Linked DNA regions of Homo sapiens: regions 1, 2 and 3 are each linked to region 4. A link is a loop called in an ENCODE intact Hi-C map of the cell type or tissue named here. Cell type or tissue: CD4-positive, alpha-beta T cell. All regions are shown on one strand. Each heading gives the region's core, and the rest is flanking DNA. Links, peaks and the distances in the headings are about the cores only. Region 1 overlaps LINC00469 (long intergenic non-protein coding RNA 469). Region 2 overlaps SDK2 (sidekick cell adhesion molecule 2). Region 3 has its middle 8.7 kb from the start of LINC00469. Region 4 has its middle 64 kb from the start of LINC02092.

The links. A loop is a pair of places that touch in the nucleus more often than their neighbours do. Peaks named below come from ENCODE experiments on the same cell type or tissue, not always from the same donor. Only the 100,000 strongest peaks of a DNase experiment are listed, where the experiment ranks them.
Region 1: a loop joins it to region 4, with 2.3 times the contacts of the local background. A loop is called at or near these places in 8 of 110 quality-filtered maps.
Region 2: it touches region 4 in a loop (4-fold over the local background); 19 of 110 quality-filtered maps call a loop at or near these places.
Region 3: a loop joins it to region 4, with 6 times the contacts of the local background. A loop is called at or near these places in 12 of 110 quality-filtered maps.

Annotation. Positions count from the first base shown.
Region 1 is chr17:73,820,651-73,824,454 of GRCh38, reverse strand. LINC00469 (long intergenic non-protein coding RNA 469) reads left to right here. Exons shown (of 4, transcript NR_027146.1): 2 at 630-767. Among named protein-coding and RNA genes, the nearest start is that of LINC00469, 6.0 kb to the left of the region's middle. RefSeq lists enhancers at 2,946-3,522, 3,714-3,804. In CD4-positive, alpha-beta T cell, for the core only: no CTCF peak of the experiment used is centred there; no DNase peak of the experiment used is centred there.
Region 2 is chr17:73,594,160-73,597,963 of GRCh38, reverse strand. All of the region lies in intron 1 of SDK2 (sidekick cell adhesion molecule 2), which reads left to right. Among named protein-coding and RNA genes, the nearest start is that of SDK2, 48 kb to the left of the region's middle. RefSeq lists an enhancer at 2,269-2,814. In CD4-positive, alpha-beta T cell, for the core only: a CTCF peak has its summit at 2,225; no DNase peak of the experiment used is centred there.
Region 3 is chr17:73,835,360-73,839,163 of GRCh38, reverse strand. No RefSeq gene overlaps it. Among named protein-coding and RNA genes, the nearest start is that of LINC00469, 8.7 kb to the right of the region's middle. In CD4-positive, alpha-beta T cell, for the core only: no CTCF peak of the experiment used is centred there; no DNase peak of the experiment used is centred there.
Region 4 is chr17:73,720,908-73,724,711 of GRCh38, reverse strand. No RefSeq gene overlaps it. Among named protein-coding and RNA genes, the nearest start is that of LINC02092, 64 kb to the left of the region's middle. In CD4-positive, alpha-beta T cell, for the core only: no CTCF peak of the experiment used is centred there; a DNase peak (open chromatin) is centred at 2,301; H3K4me3 peaks cover 575 bases; H3K27ac peaks cover 1,191 bases.

The DNA.
Region 1 (3,804 bases), core at 589-3,088, 100 kb before region 4:
GTGCTTGAAAACCCTCGTGGCATATTGACCCTCCCAAGAAGCAGTAGGACGGGGGAGGACTCAGGACCTCCTAGACAGTCCTCTGAGTCCTGTCCCTTCATTCCCTGACAGTCAAAAGTGAGATTTTTTCCTCCATAAAGGAAAGGTGAGTCTGCCACTTCAGATTCTCAGCAGGCACTGCCGTCTCAGTGTTCTGGCCTGAACTCTTTGGAGGAGTCGTGTGACTACAAGCCTGAGAGCTGAGGACAGGGCACCCAGGGGATCCCAGGGACCAGCAGAGAGCTCTTTCCAGCTTCCTAGGTGGGTGTCCTGGCCAGTCCCACAGGCCCTTGTTTAATGGTCTGCTGTTGCTGTCTTGAAATTTTAAATCATTTTTCACAAGAATTGCAACATTTTCATTTTGTGCCGCCCTGCCAAGTGAAGTGGCTGCTTCTGCCTGGGGGTGTCAGTGTCCCATGGACATAAGGCACTGAAGTTAAGGGGCTCCTTTCTCCTCCCTCCTGGCATTTTTCACAGCAGGTTTCTCAACCACAGCAGTGGTGACACTTTGAGCTGAATTATTCTTTGTGGCGGGGGCTGTCCCGGGCCTTGCCGGATGTTTAACACCACTCCTGGCATTTACCCACCAGACGTCATCAGCACCCACCCTCCCAGATGTGACAATCAGAAATGTGTCCAGACATATCCAGATGTCCCTTATGGGGAAGGGAGAATCGCCCTGGCTTTGCAGACTCCAGCTGGAACCCCTGCTGCAAGCGATGGAGGAGGTGAGCTTTTCTTTCAGACTGACATAGAAAATTCCTTGGCAGGTCTTGTCCTGGGTTCACTCAGACACCACCAAAATAAGGAAATAGCTGAAGAAGAAGGCCAGAGCTTCTGAACGAAGAGAAACCCTACCAAATTTGGGTAGGGGGAGACTCTGAGGAATATTCCATAAGGTTGGGAGGGAGGTAGACAGGTGGATCCCAGACACCTGGACTCCTTGATGGAGGCAGGTCTAGCTCCCCTTCGCAGCTTCTGAGCATGCCCCCTGGCCTCCTCTTTGGACTCCTGCATCAAGAGGGCAGATGGGAAACCACCAGGCTTTGGGTCAGAAGACCCAGATTTAAATTTCAGCCACCCGCTATGTGACCCTGAGCCAGTTTCATAACCTTTCTGAGCCTGTTTTCTCACCCACAAAATAAAACTAACCATACCTACCTCGGGAGTCACGAGATGAAAGAAAAAGTGTGTCAAGCCCCTGGCAGGTGCTCAGTATCAGCAGCTATTAAGCTTTTTTCTAACCAACTCTGAGCAAATCCCTGACCCCCTGGAGCCCTCATTTATCCTCACCTGGGCCACAGAAAAAATAGCTGACTGGCGTCTTTCCCCCAGCCAAGGAGACAGAGACAGCCTGAAGATAAGACTGAAGTGAAGAGCCAGGCGCAGTGGCTCACACCTGTAATCCCAGCACTTTGGGAGGCTGAGGCAGGCAGATCACCTGAGATCGGGAGTTCGAGACAAGCCTGGCTAAGATAGTGAAACCCCGTCTCCATCAAAAATACAAAATTAGCAGCGCGTGGTGGCGCGTGCCTATAATCCCAGCTACTTGGGAGGCTGAGGCAGGAGAATCACTTGAACCTGGGAGGCGGAGGTTGCAGTGAGCCGGGATGGCGCGACTGCACTCCAGCCTGGACGACAGAGTGACTCCGTCTCAAAGAAAGAAAAAAAAAGGATTGAAGTGAAGAGCGAGGAGTGTGCCTGAGAAGAGGCAACCATCTCGTGCTTTCGTGAGTAATTAAAAATGGTATTTGGTCTCCGGTGATACCGCCGTGAAAGAACCTTGACAAAATGAGCTTCAAAGGTGCGGCGTTCCCCAGGTGTTTCCTCCCGAGTCCCACATCCTAGCATCTCAAACCCCATTAAGGGGCATCTGTGGCTGTGGGCAAGGCCAGGCCCGCTCTCTCCTTGAAAGAGATCAAATCCTGTCTCAGAAATTTGATTTTAATTGCGACTGTTCTTATTCATCTTGAAATTCATTTGAGGCCGTAAATCCACTCATCCTGCCTCACTTTCTTCATTCTATTTGGTATAAAGTGATGGAGAAAAAAATCATACTTCGCTATAGGTAAAAGGAATTGAAGTTTGAAACCTGGGCAAGGGTTGGCTCATGCAGGGGAGGGGCCTGAGAATTGTGCATTAAGGGAATTGTGTGTCCAAGTTTGAAACCTGGACAAGAGTTGGTTCATGCAGGGTGGGGGCCTGGGAATTGGGTGTTAAGGGCTCCAGCACTGCACTAAAATTCTCTTACGAGCTCAGCGTCTCCTTCTGATACTGCTGGGAATCTAGGAGGCATAGCTATGCCCTTGAGGAGGTGACAATCTAAAGTTTTTAGGGAACAGATGCCGACCAGTTGTCCAACTCCATATAGAGCTGAGCAGCAGAGAATCTTCCAGACACGTACGCTGGACTGAAGAAGTTTTGCTCCTATAAATTCTAGAGCTAGCAGAACTCTTCTGCCTGAAATGTCCTTCCCCACAGCCACTCACTCCTTTATTTGTAAAAATAACTCCTTTTTATTCTTCAAAACCCTGAGGATGAGCCACCTCCTCTGGGAAGCCTTCCTGGAATATTCCCAAGGGCTGAGTGAATCTTCTTATTCTATTGACTCACTCACTGTACTGCATTTACTTATCTATGTGTCTTGTGACTATTGCTCTATTCATCTTTGAGTTCCTAGGGGACAGGGACTTTGCCTCCCTTGTACTTTTTATTTTTATCTGGTTATTGGATTTAGCTATCAAGCCACTTAGAGATGGGGACCTGGACCAATGGCTTCTGGAAGTCCTTGCTTTCTCTTGGAGTTTCAGAATTGCTCTTTCGCCCCAAGATGAATACTTTGTCCATTTAGTAGGGAAAGTGGAAAGATAATTTCCTGACCCTAATATGCAAGCTGAGATATTCTCAGCCCTTAATGATCAAAGGGCTGCTTGGGCCTCCCTAGACACAGGAGTCTCAGGGAGGACTCTGTAGCTCCCAGGCTTAGTAAATGGCTTTAAACCTTGCGATAGCCCAGGCCTCCGTAATTAAATTTTACACGTTAATCTGAACGGGAGCTCTGCGAAGCGCTTCCTTTGAGCCCTGCAGGGCTAATTCAGCAAAGCAGCAGTTAGGACGCTGCTGCGGTGTAAATGGAAATAGAATGGCCGCCACCTGCAGGCTGGGCATTGGAAGCGGCCATATGTTAATGGGGGTACCCTGCTGACTTAAGGAGCATTGTGGAAACATCCTGTGTCCCATCAATGGGCTGCTGCCCCACGTGGGGTTTCACTGGATCAGTCCCTCTGTTTCCAGGACCATGTGCGGTGATGCCAGCAGGGATCTTAACGGTTCAGTCTTAATTGGTTCCGGCTGATTTGATGACTCACCACAACCCTAATATCAAAATGAGTGGGTGTAATGCTGGTGAGCTCCAGCATCCCTGGGTCTTCAAAAGTACGAACTGTGTTAAGAGGCAGTGGAGGAAGGCTGTCCAAGGCACCCGCCGTGATGAGGTTAAACCTGTCTCTATGTGGTTGAAGCCCATAATTCTTAGAACTTTCCTTGATTATAGTCTCACCTTACAACTCCTTCCAGAGTCCCTAAAGACCTAAGCGGGTTATTCCTTCCTGAAATAGCACTTGTTTTACAAGCTGTCAGCGAGGGAGTGGGCAGAAAGAGCTGTTAGTTGGGCAGCAAGCCACGCTTTCTCAGACTCTCACATACTAAGAGGTCACCTGGGCACCTTGTTAGATTCAGATTCTGAATCAGTACGTCTATGGTAGC
Region 2 (3,804 bases), core at 818-3,317, 130 kb after region 4:
GTATCATAAAAATGAAATAGGCCAGGCGCGGTGGCTCAGGCCTGTAATCCCAGCACTTTGGGAGGCTGAGGTGGGCGGATCACGAGGTCAGGAGATCGAAACCATCCTGGCTGACACAGTGAAACCCCATCTCTACTAAAAATACAAAAAATTACCCGGGCGTGGTGGCGGGTGCCTGTAGTCTCAGCTACTTGGGAGGCTGAGGCAGGAGAATGGCGTGAACCCGGGAGGCGGAGCTTGCAGTGAGCTGAGATCGTGCCACTGCACTCCAGCCTGGGCGACAGAGCGAGACTCTGTCTCAAAAAAAAAAAAAAGAAAAGAAAATAGTCCAGAAGCACACAGTGAAAACTCCTATGAATACATATTTATAAGGATAGCGGTGGGCTGGGGGCAGGATCGGCAGAAGCCTGTCGTTCCATGAGCCCTGAGAGACAGGACGGTAATGTCCATAGTTCTGTTGATTGTGTGTCTCCCACGAGCCCAGGAACTATTCCAGACAGATACGTCCACATCGCAGAGTTCTATAAGCAAAGTATCACAGGAGAGGCCCCTGCTTTATAGAACTGAGATCACAGAAGTTAAATAATTTGCCTATGGTCAGAGGGTCATACCTGGCAGGGCTGAGACTTGGTCACAGGTTTCTTGTGCCCAGCTTCCAGAAATCTGATTGCATCCTCTCATCTTCCACCCAGGGCAGCTCCCCGTCTTGTGTCAGTAGTGGGGTGCTGGGTAGCCAGCACCAGGGAGAGTCTCCACCCTTCAAGGCCCCGGTGAGGTGAAGGAGAATGAAAATATCCAAAACCCATCAGGAGAATACGTGTTAAAGGACAAGAGAAAGACAGATGAGCTTGGGAACATCTTGGCTCTTGACAGGCACTCCCACAGGGATGATTCAGATGAGGTGAGTCCAGGTGCACTGGCCCGGTCCCTGGGCATGGAGCAGGTTCAGACTGAAGTGAGGAGACGATTCCTAGGGCGCCGGACTCCCGACCAGAGTCCCCAGAATGGAAATGGCCGGGGTTCTGCCTGCGCATCCTGGACTAGGGGTGGAGGGAGCAAGCGGGCAACTCCGAAGACAAGGTTAGCACCTCCCATTCCAAGCCAGCTTCATCTCCCTCTTTTGCTCAGACACCGCCAGCCATGGCAGGGAGCTATCCCCAGGGACTTGTCATCTGGAGGCCATGGAGGGAGGATGAGAGCTGGAGAGGCCACAAGATCAGAGTGGAGCTGGGAGGGTCGGGGAGGCTGGAACCAGCCACCCTGTCCTGTGTCCCCTGTTTCTGCTCCTCCTCATCTCCCTTCTGGGGGTGGGGGGAACATCAGAGACCACTGGGAAGGGGGTTGGCTGTGGGTTCCGGGGACATGTCACTGCGGGAAACAGATACATCATGAGCCAGCGCCCCCTTTCAGAGGCTGGGACGCTGGGACAGGGAGGCCAGAGAGAATGCAGAATATGTATATGCAGAAATATATTGAGAAGTAAAATGCACTGATAGGAGTTTTCGTACATTCACACAAACCCATTATGCAGATGAGGAAACTGAGGGTCGCAGAGGTTGACTGGAGCTCCGGCCAATGTTCATACCGTGTCATGCCCCTCTCCAGGGAGGGGAGGAGGCTTCCTCCAGGTCCCCAGTTGGAGTGGGGACCCAGGTGTGTTGACACCTTGCCCTGATCACTGCCCCATATGCCAGGCTGCCTTCTCTCATAGAGGTCGCCACTGCCTCCCCACTCACCCTGCGGGTCCCTCTCCACTACCCCTGCCGCCCCAGATTGCCCAGTGGCTCTGTCCCAAAGCTGCCCAGGACCCAGGTCTCCAGGCTACCACCACCTGCAGCTGGGACTCCCTGTGTGTGCATCCCTGCCCAGGACAGCCCAAACGTGTTGGGGCAGGCACAGGGGGTAGGTGAGGGCCGTCTGCCTGGGACATAAGACTGGGAGTGCCGAGGCCTCACTGTATCCCCCTAAGGCCAAGACCTCTGACTTCTGCAATCCTATGTGTCAAGGGCTTCTCCATCAGGCCGCCTAAGCCATGTCTGCCACACTCTCGGGCTGCTTGATGGCTGCTTCTAGGCAGCAGGGAGCCCCACAGGATGGAGCCTGTCCTCCCAGCTCCCCTGGCCCCTCTCAGCCCCCCTGGCTGCCTCCAAGCCTTCTAGGGAGGATAGGCCCTTGCCAGGGCCTGCCGGTGAGGAGTGGATGCCAGCCTTGAACTGACACTGCCCCCACCAGGCCCCCCTCCAAACTGCATGCTGGTTCCCAGTGGGTCAGCGGCTACTCCCCGCACCCCAGCTTCCTGCCTGCCCTGGGGCTGTGGTGAACAGCTGGGGCCATCTGGGCCTGGCCTGGGCCCCAGGCTGCCTTTCTGGTGACTCCATACCTCCCTAGGAGGGAGCCTGTGCCACTGGCCAGTCCAAGCGAGGAGGAGACAGCGTTTCCTCTGATGACCCGAGGCTGGGTCCCCTCCAGGGCCCAGACTCATGGCTGTGTGGGAGGCTGGTGCTGTGTGGGATCTCTTGGAAGCACAAGGGCCTCCTTCCCAGGCCCTGGCACACACCAATATTGTGCCCAGACATCCTTGGGACACCCCCTCAATCTGGAGCCATAGGGCAAGAGAGTCTCACCACAAACGGCATTCATTACCTGTGGCCACCCCGACTCTATTTCTCTGTCTCTCCGACACAGGGCCACGCTCTCCCCCAGGCCTGCCTCTCCCCATCTCTCAGACCTCCCTTTCCTCCCTCCTCCTCCTCCTCCTCCTCACCTTCACCCACACTCGAATTCTCACTGACACCCCTTCTGTGGCTCATGGCTTCACTTATTCAGCAAGTGCCCACCCAATGCCCACTTATTTCAGGCACCGTGCTAGGAGCTGTGGGTACAGAGGTAGAAACAACAGAAACAGGCCGAAGTCTTTTCTCGTGGTGATGGCGTTCTGATTGAGGAGGTGATCCACAGAGCAGAGGGTGACAAGGGCTGGGGGAGTGAAGCAGGCAGGTAGTGAGGCCTGTTGTATGTGTGTGTGCACGTGTGCTGTGTGCAGGTGTGTGCTGTGTGTATTTGTATATGTGCAGGTGTGTGCTATGTATGTGCTGTGTGTATTTGCATGTGTGCATGTGTGTGCTATGTGTGCATTTGTATGTGTGTCTGTGTGCTGTGTGTATTTGTGTGTGGATATGTGCTGTATATTTGTGTGTGTGCATATGTGCTAAGTGTATTTGTGTGCATCTGTGCTGCATGTATTTGTATTTGTGCATGTATTTGTGTGCATATGTGTGCTATGTATTACATGTATGTGTGCATATGTGTGCTATGGGTGTATTTCTGTGTGTTCTGTGTGTATTTGTATGTGTTGTGTGTGTGTGTGTTCATTGTCCCATCATGAGGCAGGCAGGGAGTCTTGCAGGAGCAAGCACATTGCTGGGACTCCAGCTTGCTTCTGTGATATCTAATATATTCTCTCTCTCTCTCTCCCCCTCCCTCTCTTCCCATCTCCTCATCCCCACCACCAACACTTTCCAGGGGAGCAACCAAGTTCTTGCCTCTAGGGTCTTAGGGAGCAGCACTGGGGGAGGGAAGGGCATCTTTATACTCAGGAGAAGGGCTTGAGACCATCTGATCTGGAGCAGTCTGAGGACATGAGACTCAGGCCCTCAGCTGCTGCCCGGGGGAAGGCCAGCACCCCAGCCTGAGGGGGTCAAGGGTCGAGGGAGCTGTCCAGTGGCTGACCTTCCCCTACAGCCCACGAATCCCCATCAATGCCGCCTTCCCGCTGTCCAACACTCAGCCTCAGAGGCTGGCCAG
Region 3 (3,804 bases), core at 437-2,936, 110 kb before region 4:
CTGATGTCCTGTGACCTGAGTCCATCTACCCTTTCTCGGTACCAGGGTGGGCTGGAGGGCTGGCTCCCAGGGGATGCAGAGCCAAGCTGGGCTGGCAGCCAAGTGAAGAGGGCTGGGATTGAGCGGACTCTTGTCTGTGGGCTGCTGCCTCCAGCTGTCACCTTGGAGGGAGGTGGAGACTCCTGCTATCCTCCATGGTGGCCTACAGCCCGAGGGAGGCTGGCAGTAGAGCTGTTCCCCAGCAGACAGAACGGGGGCCTCAAAAGGCCATGAATTAAACTACCCTGGTGATGGAAAGCAGGGGGCCAGGAGAGACAGCCAGCCCAGGGGACAGGCTGCCCAACCCCCATGACCTTCAGGGGTCTTCCCAGTTTCTCGAAGGTGGATTGGAAAGAGCTCTGGAGGGCATGCTGTGACATGGTTTAGAGTCACGCCCACCATTATCTGGCTGTGCGACCTGGGCAAGCCTCTTGATGTTCCAGGGCCCAGATTCACCTGGGTGTAAGGTGACAAAGCTGGACTAAGAATAAAGTCTTCCTGGTCACTGAGCCTCTATACGTTGCTTTGACATGGGCATGGCTTTAAGAAGAATGCAGGAGAACACAAATTTGTCCCCTTCCAGCAGTGCTGAAGCCTCTAGCACCCCTTGGGACATGGGGGCTCACAGGAGGGAAGGGTCCCAGGGGAGCCAGTGAGGGAGCTGATGGAGACAGGCACAGAGACAGACAGGTCCTCTGTCACCGTTCGCTTGTGGCTCTGGACTTAAATATTTATACCGTTTGGAAGTAGACCAGCTCTCCAGCAGCCTGTGACTTTAGCCTCAAGTAATTGGTATCTGTTTTGAACCAAACAGGTTAACTATTCATTTTTCCCTGGTGAAAATGGTGATTCCCTCACTCCTACCATACATACTTCCTACAGCCTCTTGAGGCTAAGGAAGTTCTCTGTGACTTGGGAATTATTTTAGTAAGAAAGCGGACACCTCTGTGCACAAAGCACAAAAGATACACCAACCTAATGTGAGCTCTACCTTAGAGTCCATGACAGAATTCAAGGGGTCTGCACACTTGGGTGGAGAATAATACATCCTTATTCTCACTGGCCTCAAATAAAAGTTATCATTTACTTCTGTTATGAAGATGGACAACAAACCACAGAAATATTAGCAACAACCGAGACTTTTGCACCAATGGAAAACACAGATATTTTCATATTACATTTTAGTTGTCGTAGATATCTCAAAATATTGTTTCTGCTCATCACTACTTTGAAATTATGGTAGCCATTAGACCTGTTAGACCTGCTGCTAAATCTTGCTATTTAACATGTTAATAAAGGAGCACACAAATGAACAGATATTCAGTTTTTAAAATGCAAATCGGCCAAGTTTGGTGCCTTACTCCTGTAATCCCAGCACTTTGGGAGGCTGAGGCGGAAGGATTACTTGAGCCCAGGAATTCAAGACCAGCCCAAGCAACATGGAACAATCTTGTCTCTACACACACATAAAAAAATACAAAAATTAGCCAGGCATGGTGGCATGTGCCTGTAGTCCCAGCTACTCGAGAGACTAAGGTGGGAGGATCGCTTGAACCCAGGAGGTTGAGGCTGCAGTGAGTCAAGATCATACCACTGCACTCTAGCCTGGAGCAAGACCCTGTCTAAAAAAACAAAAAACAAAAAAACAAAACCACACACAAATTACTACAGATTTGCTCTTTTGAATAGTTTGATAGCCATGTCATAATATAATTTCTCTCCTTTGTAACTCTATATATTTTGTTCTCCCTCCTCCCTCTTCCCACTCCATATTTAAGATCCACACTTTCCTCCCCTCATCTCTTCCCAACACGGGGCACGTTGGAAAATCACTGTTGACCAGAGACTGACAGATCATGTTGGACACGACCCAGAGGAGGCCAGAACCCCAGGGGGAGAAGGTGTTAATGTGATCCAGGGAGAGTGTATTAGTCCATTTTCACGCTGCTGATAAAGACACACCTGGGACTGGGTTTATAAAGAAAAATTTATAAAGACTAAGAGGTTTAATGGACTTACAGTTCCATGTGGCTGGGGAGGCCTCACAATCATGGCAGAAAGTGAAAGGCACATCTTACATGGCGGCAGACAAGAGAGAATGAGAGAGCCAAGTGAAAGGGGTTTCCCCTTATAAAACCAGCAGCTCTCTTGAGACTTATTCACCACCACGAGAACAGTATGAGGGAAACTGCTCTCATGATTCAATGATCTCCCACTGGGTTCCTCTCACAGCACATGGAAATTATGGGAGCTACAATTCAAGATGAGATTTGGGTGGGGACACAGCCAAACCGTATCCGACAGGGAAGGAAAAGACATGAGGAAGACAGACACTGAGGGCTCTGCCCCCACCAGCTCCCGTGTGGCCCAGGCAATGGCCACACAGGTGCCTAAAGTCTGGGTGGGGCAGTGGCTGGCCAGAACACTAAACAAGCATCCGCACACCAGAAACAGCAAACAGACAAAACATCTTCTGGAGTCCTGAGTGGGGCTGACTGTGGGGTCCAATCCACAACTACTGCTGGTTTCCTCCAGTCTGGTGGCTAGGTATGCAGGGAGAGCCGCTGGTGGGCCCAAGTGGACAGCAAGATTTCTTGGTGCTGACTCTTCTGGTCACTTCCTACCAAGGTAAAGAGCATGTTTCAGGAATACACTTGTGTCCATTTTATTCAACAAGTATACTGAGCATCTCCTAACGGCATGATGTTGAACACAGTAGTCAGGCACAACCCCACTCAGGAGCTCAGGATAGAGCGATGGGGAGGCGGGGGGAGCACCATTAGGAAAATAGCATGCCAATAATTAATGACCGTTAATCGATAAATAATGACAAATAGTCGATGTTTGGGGCAGTGAGAGACTATAACAGAAAACCTGATATCATACAATAAGCTCAGCTCTTACAGGTGCCCCTAGACTGCCACTGTGACGTGTCATTCACTTCTGATCTTTCATTTTGTAGCAAACTTAAAATTCAAGATGAGATTCCCTGGACCCACCACGGTCACCACACTCCCTGGACTTTTCAGAACAGCTCTGATTTCAAGAATTCTATTCCTTTGTTCTCATAAACCATAGAAACGTCAATATTTTCAGCAACCAAACAATGTCTCCTAGATTGCCTTCTCTCAAATCCACTTGCACGCAAATCTTCCAGGGCTCCGGGTCCTGATTTGAGGTTTGGAAAATGTGTTGTGGGGGAATTATACTGCTCAGCCACTACTGCTTCCTCCTCCCCTAACTCCCACCCTTCTCTGTCCAGTCCCCCACCGTCTATCTCAGACAGTGCTTACGCAGGAAATGAAAAGCCGTTTGGAAATTAGAGTAAGCAAAACAGAATAAGCGAGACAGGTTGTGGTGTAGAGAGGTCACATAATTCATTCTCAAGCCCAGTGGAAAAAAAGTGTTTCTTTCCTGCCGTTTGTATAGAAAATTGAGCATTTTCTGTTTCCTCACCCAGTACAGTCTGTCTTCAAAGACTCTGGGTACACTAGAGGAGAGGAGTAAGTTGTAACGGATGGAGTAATTGGGCGAATTAAGCCTGGAAGTAAAATTCTTTCTACTTGGAAGGGGCAGGACTCTGCAGAGGAGGCAGGCAGCATTTCACTGAGGTGGGTTTGGGCAGGGGTGTTTTGCTTTTGTTTTTCAAATAAGAAGAAAGATTTCTTTATTAATGGCAGTTGTAGAATAGACTTGCAGTCCTCTAGGAAACCACCGGTGATCAGGGTCATGGTTCATGAGGATGATGGGTAACAGCTGTCATTT
Region 4 (3,804 bases), core at 822-3,321:
GGCTCCTGAAGGCCTGGCCCAGGGCTCTTCATGCAATTTTCCAGGTTCCTTGGACTGTATCTGTTTGGTCCTGAGAGTCTCCTGCCTAGTTCTTTCAACAGGGATGCTCACAACAGGACTCCACAGCCAGTGCTGTGTGTGCCCTCTGTCCCATGCCCCACAGCGCCTGCAGCAGCTAGATCCAGGTCTCGTCCATCCATGGTGACATCGGCCAAGACCAGAGCTGGAACATCCTTCCCCTCCCAGCAAGCCTGAGTGTCCAGAAAGCCCCTTTCCCTCAGGGATCTTTGGCTGGGCTCTAAGATCTCAGAAGTCTCTCCCATGTGTGACTATCTGAATTTTGTCAACACCCTCATAGCTGCAAAAAATCCCAAAGTGGGCACAGCAGGGAAGAAGCTATTGGAAGGAAGCATTTCCTGGGACCTGCCCCAGAAGGGAAGTGGGGACTGCTGGACAGGCCAGCTCCACGCCCTCTCCAGCCTCCCTCTCCTAGCACTGCTGAGCAGGACGTTGATTTTAAGGGAAGGACGTTGATTTTAAGAGCTACCCATTCCAGTGGCAATTAAAAGGCTCTGGCAGTGGCACGGGGCTTGTGCTGAGAGCTGGGAAGAGGCTTAATTAATTGCTCTAGTCCCTGGGAGCCTCATCAGCTCAGCCAGGAGCTCCATCGCTCTGTACTCTCACACCTGATAGAGCCTTGGCAGGCGAAGCCAGAGGGGACACAGGGCTGAGGAAGGGACTGAACCCTAGGCAGGAGAAGGATCTGCTTTTGCTCAGCGCCCCATAGCACACCCACCAAATTACACCCACCCCTACACACACATCTGGCACACACAGATGCACCTTCTCATACAAAACTAGAGGGCCTGTGGGCATGGGGATCCTATATTCCTGTTTGCCTGGGACACCTCCCATTTTACCTGTTATTGTGATGTAATCATTAATAGTACCTTTCCTAGTTTAGAGGATAATTTACCTGATCACCTACTTGAGGGGAGCTTAGGAGAGTGAGAGGGATAGGAGCAGATTGGAGAGATGCTACCGAGGATGGAGACATCAGTCCTATTTGCTTTGTTCTCTGTCCAGATCCTGTATCCTGGACAGAGGCCCCCTGGGAGTGGCTACTGAAGATTGCTATATCCTTCTCAACTCAGATGAGGATTCCCCATGTCAAATTCAGGAACACGAATCACGTGATACTCTGCTTCAAAACCTCACAGTATGGCAAAAACCCTTAGCTTTTAGGCAGGGTGAATGATTATATCTGCTATTATAAATCACAAAGACCTTTCTTATCGAGGTATCTGCATATCTGCTGCATGGTTATTGGTGTCAGGGAATCAGTTTTAAACTGTAAGTCCCCAGGGAAGATGTGGAAAGCATGTTGCATCTTGGGTGTCAGCTCTGGATCTCGGCATTCGTGGCTGCCTGCTGTATTGGAGTATGAAGAAGGATTCTGAGGCTGTGTCCCAGTTGAACATAGGAATATCATGAATTACATCTGCTTGGGCCACGGGAGATGAATTAGTGAAATCCTTGACTGGTATCTGTCAGTCTCGTCCCAGAGGGTATCAGAAGTCTCAGGGTGTCTCTCGCTGCAGAGCCTTGGCCTAGTGCCCTGCTTGAATGAACGTTTGGGAATGACCCTGGGAACACTCTGCATTGCCTACAGGGCTCTCCCTCCAACTGCAGTACAGTCTCACTGCAAAGAGGGCACATTGTTGGCTGCCTGTCATTGGGAAGAAAATTGGACAAGTCTGGGACCAAGAGATAGCTTGGGTGGGCAAGATACCTTCTCAGAATAGCATCAGCCCTTGAAGAAATGGTCTGCCCCTGCCTGGTACCAGGCACAGCTGTGATACATCCAGAAAGATACATGGACATCCTGCCCCTCTCTTCTTCCTGTCTTCCTCCATCAGACCTCAGCCTCCAGCTTCTCAGGCAGGACAGCAGGGAGGCTGCCTCTCCCTCTTACTCTCAGAACCTTACCGTGGCCTGCTTATTAAAAGAATTCCACCCTTAAGGAATGCCTAATGTAAATGATGAGTGAATGTGTGCGGCAAACCAACATGGCCCATGTATACCTATGTAACAAACGTGCACGTTGTGCACACATACCCTAGAACTTAAAGTATAATAATAATAATAAAAAGAATTCCACCCTTAGACAGAGAGGCAGCAATGCAGAAGCTTTCTTGGCTCCACAGTCAGAGCTGCCACTTCTGTGGCAGGTGTTTCTTTGAGGTCTGTTTGGTCTCTTCAGTCACAACCACCCACCTCAGACAGGATGTTGTCTGTTCTAGGGTATCAGAGGAAGTATTTGCAAACAGGCCCATCTGTTCAAATGAGAACCAGGCTTCTCTCCCAAGCCTCACAAGGTCGCAAAGCCTGCGGTGTCAGAAGCTCTGCCGAATCCTTTATCATGTGTCTTTCCAGCCAGCGGCTGATGAGAGATCGTGTGTGAGAGATCATGTTGATTTGAAATTCAGCTGGTCCAGAAGGGGCCGGTCCTCCCTGTTGGCCATTTCAGGTCAGCTCCATAAAGGATGCAGAGGATGGGTTTTCATGATGGAAACACACGGCTGATATTTGCAAAGCTAGTTCATCCAGGAACATGAGTACAGGGTGAGTTTTTGGGGAGTGGGTGAGGTACAGGTGGCGATTAAGTCACTGTGGTGTGACTCCCATGTTGTCACAAAAAGATTGACCTTCCTGGCTGGGCACAGTGGTTCACGCCTGTAATCCCAGCACTTTGGGAGGCCAAGTGGGGTAGATCACGAGGTCAGGAGATCAAGACCAGCCTGGCCAACATGGTGAAACTCCGTCTCTACTAAAAATACAAAAAATTAGCCGGGCGGGGTGGCGGGCACCTGTATTCCCAGCTACTCGGGAGGCTAAGGCAGGAGAGTCACTTGAACCTGAGAAGTGGAGGTTGCAGTGAGCCGAGATCACGTCACTGCACTCCAGCCTGGGCAACAGAGTGAGACTCTGTCTCAAAAAATATATAAAAATAATTAAAAAAAATAAAAAAAGGCCAGGCACGGTGGCTCATGCCTGTAATCCTAGCACTTTGGGAGGCTGAGGTGGGCAGATCACGAGATCAGGAGTTTGAGACCAGCCTGACCAACATGGTGAAACCCCATCTCTACTAAAAATACAAAAAATTAGCCAGGTGTGGTGGTGCATGCCTGTAATCCCAGCTACTCAGGAGGCCGAGGCAGGAGAATCACTTGAACCCAGGAGGCGAAGATTGCAGTGAGCCAAGATCATGCCATTGCACTCCAGCCTGGGCAACAGAGCAAGACTCTGTCTCAAAAAAAAAAAAAAAAATTGACCTTCCTGATTCTATGACTGAACCTTGGCTGATGTCATGATTACCCAGAAAACAATCCCACTGGCTGAATTATGAAGTTAAAGAATCCGAACCCCAGAAGTTCCACTTCGCCAGTGACAACAGCCAATGAATGAACCATGTCCACAAACCACGCTGAAGCTAAGCCTCCGGACCGACTGCTCCACTTTTCCCTTAGATTTTGTCTCAGTGTAGTCCTATATGATGTCAAAATAGCTACCTAGGTTCAGCCCAAATCTCTGACTCTGGAATATGGAGGTTTAAATGGCTTAAAATGTTCCTGTATGGAGGCAGAAGAAAGAGACAGAGGAACCCTTCCCTTCAGCAACTGTGGGGTTGCTTCTTATAAAGGGCCGATTTTGTGCACTTTTTCCGAATTTGAGGCACGTTCAAAGCTGATTCCAAGTAAAACTATTGAGCAGTTCCACTTTTAATGTATTTGTCCCACAGGT